Regions from separate parts of the Homo sapiens genome. Here region 1 is linked to region 2. The links are chromatin contacts, found by Hi-C or POLR2A ChIA-PET in ENCODE. All regions are on one chromosome and are shown on one strand. The core of a region is the stretch at or near the end of the contact, and the rest is flanking DNA. Distances in the headings are between cores, read along the strand shown.

Region 1 (7,778 bases), core at 546-3,045, 39 kb before region 2:
TGTGCATGTGTATACCTGCAATTTTAAATATGGTCATCAAATAAGAACTCATTAGCAACCAGGGACAATTTGACTGAAGACCTGAATATGGAAATGGTAGCTGTCTGCAGAACTGGGGAGAGCTTCAGGCAGATGCACAGAAAGGGCAAAGGCCCTGAGGCAGAAGCAAGGTTGGTGAGCTAAAAGGTTGGAAATCTCATCAATGTGACTAAAGCAAAGATAACAAGAACTGGGGAATGAATGAGGTAAGAGCAGTGACCAGCACAAAAGCACTGCCAGAAACCAAAACAAGCGGCCAAAAGAAATGGTTTCTGCTAACATTCACCATTCAGTCTATTTACTAGGAAAACTTCATGTGAGAAAAACAGCACATTCTCATGTCCCAGCATGTTCTCATGTCCTCAGCTGTTTACTACGTCAAACATTAAACCCAGGACCTACCTGAGTTAAGACACTGTGTGCGGCACTTTTTCTGTAAGTTATGTTAGGCTTCAGAGCCAACCTTCCATCCTTGAATAAAACGTCTTTACAAGGAGGGGAAAGCAGCACTCAAAATCAAAGGCATCAGACATGCAACCCCTAACACAGCTGGTGACTTGAGTATCATGGAAATAAGGAAGTAGAGAGGCTGGTTGATTCCATGTAAGTCTGAAGCTAAAATCCTTGAGAAACGTCTGCATCAGTGACCGACCATTCTGCTACCTCTTGTACTAAAGTTGTTCATTTTTATAGCGTGTGTGTGTGTGTATGTATATATATATATATATATATATATATATAAATTTACTTTAATTTTAGGAAGCCACAATGTTTTTAATAGATTCTCAGGCTTTCTAGGGATCATGCTGGAGAAAAAGAGACAAATGCTGTATAGCTTCTACAATTGAGTCACCCCAGAGCCCAGAACAGCATTTAAGAATGAACGGACCAGGAGAGGCTGGTCAAAGGGCATGAAGCTTCAGTTGTGCAAGATAAACAAATTCTGGGGATGTAATGTACAGCATGGTGACTACAGCTGATAATACTGTATTGTATCCTTGCAATCTGCTGAGAGAGTAAATCTTAACTTTCCTTACCACAAATAATAAAAGGTAACTATGTGAGGTGAGGGGTGGTAATCATTTCACAATGTATATATGTATCGAAACATCATGATGTACACCTTAAATATACACAATTTTTATTTGCTAGTTATACCTCAGTAAAACTGGGGGAGGGGAGGGAGAATGAAAGGGTGACAACACAATGTTCTTCCCCCAGGAATGTGATTTAAAAATCCTCATTGTTCCCTGGGAAAGAGACTTCTTGATAAACAAGGCAAGTGCAAGCCAGCATGAGCGAAACAAAAATGCAACACCTTTTCATTTCACTGCTGCTTTTTTAAGCAGCCATGCTTCATGAAAATTTCGGTCCATCTTGAATGATGCCCTGCACAAGGCCAGTGTACAATTAAAATCGTATGCCCCTTTCATGGCTCAGCTCATGCAAAATCACTGTGTAATTTGAGTAGAATACGGCATAGAAAATGAGTAATGGAGCTTGTGTGTGTGTTCTGTCATTCTGCATTACGGCTGTGTATAGAAAATAAGATGCAAACAACTAGTGATGAGCGAGGTGAAGGAGGAAAATGAAAATGTCAAGAGTGGGAAGAAACTGTTAAATGGCACCAACTGCTCGGGCAAGGTGTGTGTCTACTCATGTGCTGCTTGTCTCCCTCAATCTATCATCAGAAAGGACAAGCCACCTCGGGAGGAATGACTGTCCTAACTCAGAAGGATGGAGAGGCCCCCATCGTGGACTGCCCACGGCAACAGCACACTTGCCCTGGACTGTCAGTTCACGGGCTTCACTGTAATCTGGTTGCTGTCAATGGCAGATCCAGAAATAGCAGCACACAGAGCGTCCTGGCCTTCAAACCCTGCCAACAATTTGGCAAAATCTAAACTCAGAGGGTAAGTATGGTGACTGGAAACATCTTTTAAAGGAAGAGTCAAGGGACAGGGACACAACTATTTTCTCTCAATCTTTTGTTAAACTGAGAATCCAAATTTTAGCAAAAAGGGTCATTGTATGTCGGAAAGTGTAGAGCTGGTAAGAAGCAGAAAGTTTCCAAAGGAAAATGGAGATACCTCTGCTTCCTACACATCCACCTTGGCCTTACAGCAGTGAAAGGGGGAAAGAACTGGGGAAGGAAGATGAAAATAAGACAACCAGATGACTGCACAAGATAAAGCTGCTACTACTGCAAGCTGGCTACCTGTTCTCAGGAGGAGGAGGACAAATTTTGAGGATGGAGAGAAGATAAAACAATTAGCATAAATGAATCCCCACCATGAATAGGGAAAACAATGAGAACTTTTCCTAGTTCCATAGTTCCACCAAATGGGTTTTGTCAAATGCACGTCACATATTCACCATCACAACATCATACAGAAGGGTTTCACTACCCTAAAAACCCCTTCTGTTCTACCTTATATCCCTCTCCACCATCCCCAACCACTGAACTTTTCTGGCAACCATTGATCTTTTCTTCTTTAAATTATAGGAAAATACAAATAACATAAAATTCACAGTCTTAAGTGCATTTACAGTGTTAAGCAACCATCGCCACCAGAACTCTTTTCATCCCCGCAAAACAGAAACACCATCCCCATTACATAACTCCCCACTCCCTTCTCTCCTATCTCAACTGCCCTCCCCTCACCCCGGGGAACCACAATTCTACTTTCTGTTTCCAAATCTGACTACTCTTGATGCCTGATAAAAGTGAAATTATTTGGAATTTGTCTTTCTGTGATCAGCTTATTTCACTCAGCACAACGTCCTCAAGGTTCATTTGTGTTGTAACACGTGTCCCTTTTAAAGCTGAATAATATTACATCAAAGGAATATACTTCATTTTGTTTATCCCTTTCATTCACTGATGAACACCTGGGGTTTCTTCTACCTTTTGGCTATCGTGTATAATGCTGCAATGAACATGTGTGTGCAAATTTCTTTTAGAGACTTTGATTTTAATTATTTTGGGTATATATACTGAAGTGGAATGTTGCATCCAATGTTGGATCATTCTCTTTTTAGTTTTTTGAGGAACTGCCATACTGTTTTCCACAGTGGTTGAACCATTTACAGTCCTATCAACTGTGCATAAGGGTTCTGCTTTCTCTGCATCCTCACTAATAGTCATTAGTTTCCTTTTTCATTTCTTTTCCTTGTTCTTTTGCTCCTAATGGATGTGAGACAATACTTATCTTTTTCCTATGTACATAGTTTTGCCTTTTCGAAAATGTGAGATAACTGGAATCATAAAACATACAGACTTATTCAAACTGACTTCTTTCACTTAATAATATGTATTTAAGATTCCTCAATGTCTTTTGGGGGCTTGAAAACTCATTTCTTCTTAGCATTGAGTAATATTCCATTGTCTCAATGTACCAGTTTATCCAGTCACCTGGTAAAAGACATCTTGGTTGATTCCAACTTTTGGCAAAAATGAATAAAGCTGCTATAACCATGTGTGCAGATTTTTATGTGAACATATGTTTTTGACAAAAACTTAGGAGCAGAATTGCTGGATCATATCTAAGACTATGATTACCTTTGTAAGAAACTGCCAGACTGCTTTCTGAAGCAGCTGTTCTATTTTGCATTCCCACCAGCAATGAATGAAGGTCCTTCTTGTTCCACATCCTTGCCAGCATTTGGCATTGTAAGTGTTTTAGATTTTAGCCATTCTAACATGTGTGTAGGTGGGGCGTGGTGGCTCATGCCTGTAATCGTAGCACTTTGGGACGCTGAGGCAGGAGGACCATCACTTAAGCCCAGGAGTTTGAGACCAGCCTGGGCAACTTGGTGAGATCCCATCTCTAAAATGTTTTAAATTAGCCGGTGTGAAAAAAGAAAGAAAGAAACAAAAAAACTAGGAATACAGCTAACAAACAAGATAAGTAAAGGACCTATTCAAGAACTACAAAACACTGCTCAAAGAAATCAGAGACATGAACAACTGGAAAAAATTCCATGCTCCTGAATATGAAGAATCAATATCATTAAAATGGCCATACTGCTCAAAGCAATTTATATAGATTCAATGCTATTCTTAGTAAACTACCACTGACATTCTTCACAGAACTAGAAAAATCTATTTAAAATTCATATGGAACAAAAAAAGAGCCTGAATAGCCAATGCAATCCTAAGCAAAAAGAACAAAATCTAGAGGCATCATGCTACCTGACTTCAAACTATACTACAGGGCTACAGTAAACAAGACAGCATGGTACTGGTACAAAACCAGACACATATACCAATGGAACAGAACAGAGAAACCAGAAATAAGGCCACACACCTACAACTATCTGATCTTTGACAACGCTAACAAAAGCAAGCAATGGGGAAAGGACTCCCTATTCAATAAATGGCACTGGTGTAACTGACTAGCCATATGCAGAAGATTGAAACTTGACCCCTTCTCTACATACTATGCTAAAATTAAGATGGATTAAAGACTTTAAACGTAAAACTCAAAACTATAAAAACCCTGGAAGACAACTTAGGCAATACTATTCTGGACATAGGAAAAGGCAAAGATTTCATGACAAAGATGCCAAAAGCAAAGCAACTGCAACAGAAGCAAAAATTGACAAACAGGATCTAATTAACCTATTTATGCCTAGTGTTCCATTATTGGAACACTAAGCTTGTGGGGTTTTTTATATCCTGCTACTCAAGGTCATCGCCAAGGTCTAATTTTTCACACAAAAAAATTTGTAACCTCCAGCACAAGTGGGTTAAACTGAAGATCTTCTGTACAGCAAGAAACTATCAACAGAATGAACAGACAACCTACCAAATGGGAGAAAAATTTTGCAAGCTATATTATCTGACAAAAGTCTAATATCCAGCATCTCTAAGGAACTTAAATTTACAAGAAAAAAATGAACAACTGCCTTAAAAAGTGGGCAAAAGACAAGAACAGAGATAATTTTCAAAAGAAGACATACATATGGCCAACAAGCATATGAAAAAAAGTTCAACATCACCGATCATTAGAGAAATGCAAATCAAAACCACAGTGAGATACCATCTCACACCAGTCGGAATGACTATTATTAAAAAGTCAAAAAATAACAACTGCCTGTGAGGTTGCAGAGAAAACAGAACACTTATACACTGGTGGTGGGAGTGTAAATCAGTTCAGCCATTGTGGAAAGCACTGTGATGATCCCTCAAAGACCTAAAAACAGAAATCCCATTCAACCCAGCAACCCCATTACTGGGTATATACCCAGAGGAATATAAATCATTCTACCATAAAGACACATGCATGTGTATGTTCACTGCAGCACTATTCACAACAGCAAGGACATGGAATCAACATAAATGCCCATCAATGACAGATAGGATAAAGAAAATGTAGTACATACACACCATAGAATACCATGCAGCCATAAAAAGAACAAGATTGTCCTTTGCAGGAATGTGGATGGAGCTGGAGACCATTATCCTTAGCAAACTACACAGGAACAGAAAACCAAGTAAAACATGTTCTCACTGATAAGGGGGAGCTAAATGATGGGAACTCATGGACACAAAGAGGGGAACAACACACACTGCGGTCTATGGGAAAGAGGGCAGAGGGTGGGAGGAGGGAGAGGATCAGGAAAACTAATGGGTACTAGGCTTAATACATGGGTGATGAAACAATCTGTACAACAAACCTTCATGACATAGTTTACCTATATAACAAAGCTATACACGTACCCTAGAACTTAAAAGTTAAATTTTAAAACAAAATTAGCCAAGTGTGGTGGTGCATGCCTGTGGTCCCAGCTACTTGGGAGGCTGACCTGGGAGGATCACATGAGCTCAGGAGGTCGAGAAAGCAGTGAGCCATGTTCATGCCACTGCACTCCCACCTGGGCAACAGAGTGAGACCCTGTCTTAAAACAATAATGATAATAATAATAATAATAATAATAATAATAATAAAGTACATAGTGGTATCTCTGTTTTAATTTCCAATTCCCTAATGACATGTATTGTTCAGACATTTTTTTCATAAGCTTATTTGCCATTTTCTTTGATGAGGTATCTGTTCAGATCTTTTGCCTATTTTTTAACTGGGTTATTTGTTTTCTTATTGTTGAATTTTAAGAATCGTATATTTGGGGCATGAACCCTTTTTTATTAGTAGTAGTAGTAGTAGTATACTTTAAGTTTTAGGGTACATGTGCACAATGTGCAGGTTAGTTACATATGTATACATGTGCCATGCTGGTGTGCCGCACCCATTAACTCGTCATTTAACATTAGGTATATCTCCCAATGCTATCCCTCCCCCCTCCCCCCACCCCACAACAGTCCCCAGAGTGTGATGTTCCCCTGCCTGTGTCCATATGTTCTCACTGTTCAATTCCCACCTATGAGTGAGAATATGCGGTGTTTGGTTTTTTGTTCTTGCGATAGTTTACTGAGAATGATGATTTCCAACTTCATCCATGTCCCTACAAAGGACATGAACTCATCATTTTTTATGGCTGCATAGTATTCCATGGTGTATATGTGCCACATTTTCTTAATCCAGTCTATCATTGTTGGACATTTGGGTTGGTTCCAAGTCTTTGCTTTTGTGAATAGTGCCGCAATAAACATACGTTTGCATGTGTCTTTATAGCAGCATGATTTATAGTCCTTTGGGTATATACCCAGTAATGGGATGGCTGGGTCAAATGGTATTTCTGGTTCTAGATCCCTGAGGAATCGCCACACTGACTTCCACAATGGTTGAACTAGTTTACAGTCCCACCAACAGTGTAAAAGTGTTCCTATTTCTCTACATCCTCTCCAGCACCTGTTGTTTCCTGACTTTTTAATGACTGCCATTCTAACTGGTGTTAGATGATATCTCATTGTGGTTTTGATTTGCATTTCTCTGATGGCCAGTGATGGTGAGCATTTTTTCATGTGTTTTTTAGCTGCATAAATGTCTTCTTTTGAGAAGAGTGTGTCCATGTCCTTCGCCCATTTTTAGATGGGGTTGTTTGTTTTTTCCTTGTAAATTTGTTTGAGTTCATTGTAGATTCTGGATATTAGCCCTTTGTCAGAAGAGTAGGTTGCGAAAATTTTCTCCCATTTTGTGGGTTGCCTGTTCACTCTGATGGTAGTTTCTTTTGCTGTGCAGAAGCTCTTTAGTTTAATTAGATCCCATTTGTCAATTTTGGCTTTTGTTGCCATTGCTTTTGGTGTTTTAGACATGAAGTCCTTGCCCATGCCTATGTCCTGAATGGTAATGCCTAGGTTTTCTTCTAGCGGTTTTATGGTTTTAGGTCTAACGTTTAAGTCTTTAATCCATCTTGAATTGATTTTTGTATAAGGTGTAACGAAGGGATCCAGTTTCAGCTTTCTACATATGGCTAGCCAGTTTTCCCAGCACCATTTATTAAATAGGGAATCCTTTCCCCATTGCTTGTTTTTCTCAGGTTTGTCAAAGATCAGATAGTTGTAGATATGCGGCATTATTTCTGAGGGCTCTGTTCTGTTCCATTGATCTATATCTCTGTTTTGGTACCAGTACCATGCTGTTTTGGTTACTGTAGCCTTGTAGCATAGTTTGAAGTCAGGTAGCATGATGCCTCCAGCTTTGTTCTTTTGGCTTAGGATTGACTTGGCGATGCGGGCTCTTTTTTGGTGGGTATGAACCCTTTTTATGTTTTATGAACACTTTCCCCTAGTCTGTGGCTTTTTATTCTCTTAAGGGTGTTTTTTGAAGAGCAGT
Region 2 (6,933 bases), core at 2,418-4,917:
ACCCTGTAGGATACTATAATGGCAGATATATGCCATTACATATTTGTCCAAACCCACATAATGTTCAACATCAAATGTGGCCCACTAATGTAAACTGTGGCTCTGGGTGATAACGGCATGTCAATGTGGGTTCATCAGCTTTAACAATGCACCACTCTGTGGGAGCTGTTGATAATGGGGGGCTATGCATGTGTGGGGGCAGGGCTATATGGGAACTCTAGCACCTTCTCAAATCTGCTGTGAACATAAAACTGCTCTTCTTTAAAAAATACTCTTTTAGTCTTAATTTAACAGAGTTTCAAACATTTGTTCTTTAGATCAAGGATTCTAGAGTCTGGGTTCAAATCCCAGTTTACCAATTATTAGCTATGTGACCTTGGGCAAGTTTCTTAACCTCTCTGTGCCTCTACTGCCTCATATGAATATTTACTCACAGTGTTATGAGGATTAAATGCATTAATAAATTTAAAGGCCTTAGAATATTGCAGCATACAATAAGCACTGCGTAAGTTTTAGCTGCTATTATTTTATAAAGTTTTGTTTATTTATTTATTTATTTACTTAGTAGACACGGGGTCTCACTAGGTTGCCGACTGGTCTCAAACTCCTGGCCTCAAGCAATCCTCCTGAGCCTCCCAAATCACTGGGGTTATAGGTGTGAGCCACTGCACCCAGCCTATTATTATTTTATTGTTGCTGTATTACTGTTATGATCTATTTGAACTGGCTTTTGATAGGTTCAAATATTACTGCCTCTTTCAACTATGCCTATTTAATCACACTCAGAAGTGTATAATACAGCAGTAGAAAGAGTGTACATCTTGGAATGAGAGACTTCTTGGAGCTGCTTCAGTGATATCATGTCCATGTGATGATCTGAGCACAGTACTTACCTTCTGTGAGCCTCAACTTCCCAGCTATAAAGTGTGCATTATATTTCCAATTCCCAAGAGTTTTGTGAAGAGTGGAAAACATTTGTGAAAAGCAGATTCTCTCAAGCACTGCAATGCACCTAAGGATAATAGGTCTAGAATCCGATTCCCCAGCCGCCCAGCTCTGGCTTGATGAAAGCATGTGAATCTCCCTCACTTGGCAATTACAAGCACTTTCACCCACTCTAGGACACAGAGTTGTCCTCATCTGTGGCAGAGAAGAGGGGTCGGGGGTCCAGGCATTCTGAGTCATGTAATGGAAGAACAGAAGCTGCTTTCCATGTTTGGTTAGCATAAAATTGAGAATTCCCACCAAGATACCATGCAAAGGATAGAAACAGACTTAGCGGGTAGAAGCAGGAAGAGAAAGAATGTTGTAGAAACCTATGGGAAACAGACAACAAGAAACAAAGGAGAAAGGCCAATGCCTGGTACAGTGGTTCCTGTGTAGCAGCCAGCGGTTTCTCTGCCCTAACTCCTGTCCACCACATCACCATGGGAAGTTCTCTATTCAGCCTAAGGTAGGGAAACACCCATGGACCGCCTGAGTGGTTTTCTCCTAGAGAAAAATCTAGTACTTTATAGGTTGTATGCATCGGGGCAGGCTAAGTCATGCTGCAGTAACAATCACAAAATATCAAGGAACATATCACTTCTTGTGCACCCTCCATGCCCACTGGCCATCAGCTGGGAGCTCTTTTCCAAGTCATCCTCACCCTGGGGCTGAAGAATCAACTGCAAGTTTCCATGGCACAGGATGTGGTGAAACAAGCACGAGCTTTCCTGCTTCTGCTCAGAAGTGACATTTAATTGGCCAAAGCAAGTCATATGGTCACGCCTATGTCCAAATGAACAGGGAACTGCTATCTACTCTATGCGCAGGAGGAGAGTCCGAATATTTGTGAATATTCATATATCCAGTGGGTCCCCAACACCTGCTGCCCACCTGTTCATTGGACAACACATTCGGGACGTCTTTACTAAGGTCTGAAACAGATGACGAGAGCGTGAAGCAGAAGCTTCAACAGACAAACTGTGACTACTTCTCCCCTGTGTCTTCAACAAGTGATTTCTTAAAGCTTAACCATTAAATAGTACAGAACTTAAATGGTTATTTAAGACCCTAAATAATCATCACCATCCTGTATTTTAAACACACACACATTCACACACACACAGCAGCAACTGCCAACCATCTGTACTGAAAATATTCTTTATTTTACAAATAAGACTTTTCCGGGACTGGAGTCCCCAGTGAAATGTTGCTTTACAAAGCCCAGTCAATCCCAAGTGAAAGTTCTTTCTTTCTTAGAAAATGTCATCATCTGTAAATGTTCCCTGGTGCCAAGCTCAAGGAGGGGCTCCAGAGTTTCTCCCAGAACTAAATCCTCTGTGAATCAAGCTTTTAGATACTCTCAACATTCCTGGCATCCAGACATTCATACAACCCTGAATTATTTATTCACCAATCTTTGCACAACTTCCTAAACACCAATGGAGATCAGGATGGTTTCAGCTATTTGATGTTACATCTTCTCAAGTGGCTAAAGAGGCTATAAAGCACCCCATTGCTTAAGCCTGCCATCTCAGTTCCATTAGCAGTAAAGACCTCTCTATTCAAACTGCTAAGTAAATCCTCCGAGAGCCCGGGGACTGTTTCATGCTTGAAAGCAACTGTTAAGAATTTGACAACAACCAAACTGTTCCTATTTAATCCTTCTCCCAAGGTAAAAAAGAATTATAGGTAAACATATGCCTTCATTATTTGCTTTGCTGCATTTCAATACCCAATCCCACACAAAATTGCCAGCCAAGGATTTAATGCAATCACTTCTATATTTCAGAGCTATCGCCTCTGCAGAATAGAAAAAGCTTAACAAGCGTTATGGTGCTGGTTAGCCAGGAACCGTATTTTGTATAGCACGCATCTTAAATGTCACGGGGGTTTGGGGTGAAGTAAAAGGCATCACAAATCAAAGGGTACAAACTATGAAAAGAAGAACGAGGAAAGGTGCTGCAGAACTGAGATTCTTACTTGGTTCTGAAAGATAGTAGATGTGGGCAAACAGGTTTGGGGATTTATTTTTGGGTTTTTTTCCTTTCAGGTTTTTTGTATTGCTTTTTGTTTTGAGCCTTCAGTAATTTATTCACTTGTCACATCCTCAATTTACTACTCCTACTAAAACTAATTTTATTACTATACTAAATAGAAGTTTCAAACTGTGATAAATCTGAGTTAAAGTGAGAGAAACAAATACTCTTTTAAAATGTATTATTCAAAAAAATAATCAGTAAATCAGAATAAGGGAAATGGCAGTAATGAGAAGAAGAAAGAGGCATGAAAACTTAGTTGATTACAACACCTTTCTAAGCCATTAACTCAGGACTCTTCCCTCAGGGAACATTTTCTTTATCTTAGTGTTTCATTCAACGGTCTATTGAAATGTGCACTATTAAGTAACCACTTCCAGAAAAGTTTTTTGAGTGGAGAGGGGGTTTGTTTTGTTTCAGGATTTTTGGCTACATATTTAACAAGTTGCATGTGAAAATAAAATGTTCTTATTAACAGTGGAATAATATTTCCAATATGGGTCTGTCATCAACAAGTCAGATTCAAGGCAACATCTCAGAGAACAGATTCCAGTCCACTCGCTTCTCAAGAGCCCAGTCTCTGCCGCTCCTCATTCCAACAGCTAATTCTAGCAATCCTTTTCCTCAGAGCCAATTCACACAAAACCGAAAGTCCAGGGCAGCATTCCAGATCTCCCAGACCAAGAGTAGGTAAACCAAATTGAAACCAGAAATGCTCTCAATGTATTCAACAATGCGGCATTCCTCAACTTCCCACTTCCCAGACATTCCCCCAGATTAACTCAAGCGGTTGATGATTATCCTCTTCTCACGAAATGCTTATACCAGCGGAAAGGAGAAAGAAACACATATATTACATTTAAAAATGCATATTTACACACACACACCAGTGTTTAAGCTTGGTGCAAACCCTCTTTAAAATTAAGTTTTTTGATTAAGGATTATATTTTTTCAATTAAGCAAATAACTTCTAAATTTACTCTGGAAAACTATGTTTTTTCCCAAAAATAAGAAGACACTATCTGACTCATTTCAATAAATCTTTATTGTATGTATAATAGTTGCTCCAGGGAAATAAAAGAAAAAGGGGAGGTTATGCCTTTAAAGAGCTTACAGATTAACAGAGGAGAAAGGTGTTTAAACAAATAACTATAACTTCTGCAATGTATAATGGTCATATATTGCAGCCACTAGAAAATCATCAAGCAGGGGACACTGCAGCAAGACCTGAACATCGAGGAGGAGTCTAATTATTCAACCTACAAATCGATATTTCTGTCCCATCACTTCAAGCTTCCCAAATGTCCCTTTTCCAAACTCCCTTTAAAACCATAAAATCCTCTTAGAAAAAGATCCTGTGCTCAGAATAATGATCTCGGCACTTCCACTGATAATGGGGATGGGTGACTTCCAAACATGCTCCACCATGCTACAGTATGGGGTCCTGAATTATTCTCTACTGGAAAGAGGGCATTCTGCTGTGAATTCTATTTCTAAGGCATCTACTCAAACATATTACGTTTAATACCCTTCTGATTTTTTGTGAATGCAGAACCTCCCTCTCTGTACTTCTGTTTGATCAGAGAGGTGCTGACAGTGAGAACAACCTCGACTAACCCACCCCAGCCCAGCCACTCACATGTGGAAGCACTAAGGAAGCACATCCTGGGCGCTGGCCAGGAGAGCAGGCCAGACAAACAACAGACACCAGGATCAGCTTGGCCATGCGAGTGAGAACAGGCAGATCTCCCCAGGCCTCCCACCCCAAGTGGGAAGACAGGCAGGATGGGGACCAGAGGACAAGCTTCTGAAAACTATGCTTTCCTCACCAGCACAAACTGGCTGCAGCTTCTCTCAAGGCATTCTTCCAGGAAACCAAGCCAGGGATGGGAGACAAAGAGGAAAGAGGCGGGCCCACGAGTGAGGGGTGCCCGGGCTGGTAGTGGGGAATGGACCCAGTCTCTGCCGCACAACACTGGGCCTTTCTGAGAACCAGCAACACTCAGCTAGAGAGCCACAACCACCAAAGAGAAAGGGGTGAGTGATCCCAAGACCTTGGGCTGCTCCCCTGGTCAGGTGTGGAGTGAGATCTGCAGTGGAGCATTGTGGCATGTCTGAAACACCACGTTTGGGTGCACTCTGGGAGGCTGAGGCAGGAGCATACCTTGGGCCCAGAAGTTCAAGACCCCAAGGGCAACACTGTGAGACCCCCAACTCAACAAAAATTTTAAAAATTAGCAGGGTGTGGTGGCACTATGCCTGTAGTCCATGTACTCAGGAGGCTGAGGCAGGAAGATCACAGCCTTGACCAAGAGGTCAAGGCCGCAGTGAGCAGTGATGGCACCACCACACTCCAGCCTTGGCAACAGAGTGAGACCCTGTCTAAAAAACCAGCATCCTAACAGGAACCCAGCTGGACTTTCCTGATGTCCCTTAAATCAGGGGTCCACAACCCACAGGCCATGGACTGCTACCAGTCACGGCCTGTCAGGAACCTAGCGGCACAGCAGGAAATGAGTGGCGGCTCGCGAGCATTACTGCCTGAGCTCCACCTCCTGTCAGATCAGCAGCAGTGTCAGATTCTCATAGGAGTGCACACCCTATTGTGAACTGTGTATGCGGGGGATCTAGGTTGCACGCTCCTAATGAGAATCTAATCCCTGATGATCTGTCACTGTCTCCTATCACCCCAAGATGGGACCGTCTAGTTGCAGGAAAACCAGCTCAGGGCTCCCACTGATTCTGCATTATGGTGAGTTATATATTTGTTTCATTATATATTACAATGTAATAATAGGAATAAAGGGCACAATAAATGTAATGCACTTGAATCATCCTGCAAACCATCCCCACCCCACCCCATCTGTGGAAAAATTGTCTTCCATGAAACTAGTCTCTGGTGCCAAAAATGTTGAGGCCTGCCACCTTACAGGAAGGGAGGGGAGGACTTCTCAAGAGAAGACAGAAGGGCACCTGTTCCTTCTGCTGCTTCCATGTACCAGAGAAGGAAGGCAGAGGCCTCCCAGATGACAGGGATGGCTCCTCAGAGACTAGGCTGGAGAGGTACTGGGGAATGGACCTAGTCTCTGTAGCATGACACAGGGCCTTTCGGAGAGCCAGCTACACTCAGCTAGAAAGCCTCAACCACCAAAGAGAAAGGGGCGAGTGATCCCGTCTCTCTTCCTGCTACAGCCTGCCCTTCCATGTGTGTATGCAAAACTAAGCATGATCCTTGAAAAAAAGAGAATGAAAAATATAGAAATGATGACAGTGCTTTACTGATAATAAGATCATGGGTGATTTTTTTTCCTGTTACAGTTCCCGAATTTTGTTTATTGTTACATTAATTGTTTAAAGTAACTGTATTTAAATGATGAGGTTTTTGTTTTAGGCAAAATCAAACCAGCTGCCCAAATTGAAAAATTATCAGAGTTAAGCAACAAACGATTTTGAAGAACCTTCCTAAAAATTCTCAATTATAATCTATGGGAACATCAATGTAAATGTTAACATACAGAAAAAAGCCACTCGGTAAATGTTATTATAATAATGTGTGTGTTGGCTAGGGGATGGACAACAGGAAGTATCAAAGTTTAATTCTCAACTCCAAACTCCCTCTAAAAAGTAAAACGGTTCAAAAAACTGATCATCTCTCTTAAAAACTTGACAAAACTTGTAAAACCGTTATTAGAATGAAGTTTATTCATAGGTTCCCTGGAGTCAAAAACAACTCTTTAAGCCCATGCAAAAAGCCACCTTACAAGATAAACACATGCCTGTGCTCAAGACTGACAGCACATCGATCCTGTGTCAAACTCATTACCTGTTTGTCAACAGCAGCTGACAATTTCTTAATGAAAAATGAACAGTATACTGAACCACTATTTCACATTAGACAGGGGAAGGCAAC

What was found. A loop is a pair of places that touch in the nucleus more often than their neighbours do. ChIA-PET counts read pairs that join two places held with the same protein, here RNA polymerase II (POLR2A). Pooled maps may share reads with other maps.
Region 1: a map of heart right ventricle shows a loop between it and region 2 (2.0-fold over the local background). The contact joins two enhancer-like sites. A Hi-C loop is called at or near these places in 8 of 168 maps with a recorded cell type or tissue (HCT116, OCI-LY7, Right ventricle myocardium inferior and 5 more) and 3 of 50 pooled maps. POLR2A ChIA-PET finds 5 or more read pairs at or near these places in 5 of 52 experiments (HEK293T, HepG2, Panc1 and 2 more).

Annotation. Positions count from the first base shown.
Region 1 is chr18:7,651,333-7,659,110 of GRCh38, reverse strand. The region is part of intron 1 of PTPRM (protein tyrosine phosphatase receptor type M); the gene reads right to left. Among named protein-coding and RNA genes, the nearest start is that of PTPRM, 88 kb to the right of the region's middle. Within about 2 kb of position 1,795, at least 2 of the 41 ENCODE cell types and tissues checked have a DNase peak (open chromatin) inside an H3K27ac peak, as active enhancers do; they include heart right ventricle, where a contact is called at or near this core.
Region 2 is chr18:7,614,650-7,621,582 of GRCh38, reverse strand. All of the region lies in intron 1 of PTPRM (protein tyrosine phosphatase receptor type M), which reads right to left. Among named protein-coding and RNA genes, the nearest start is that of PTPRM, 51 kb to the right of the region's middle. Within about 2 kb of position 3,667, at least 11 of the 41 ENCODE cell types and tissues checked have a DNase peak (open chromatin) inside an H3K27ac peak, as active enhancers do; they include heart right ventricle, where a contact is called at or near this core.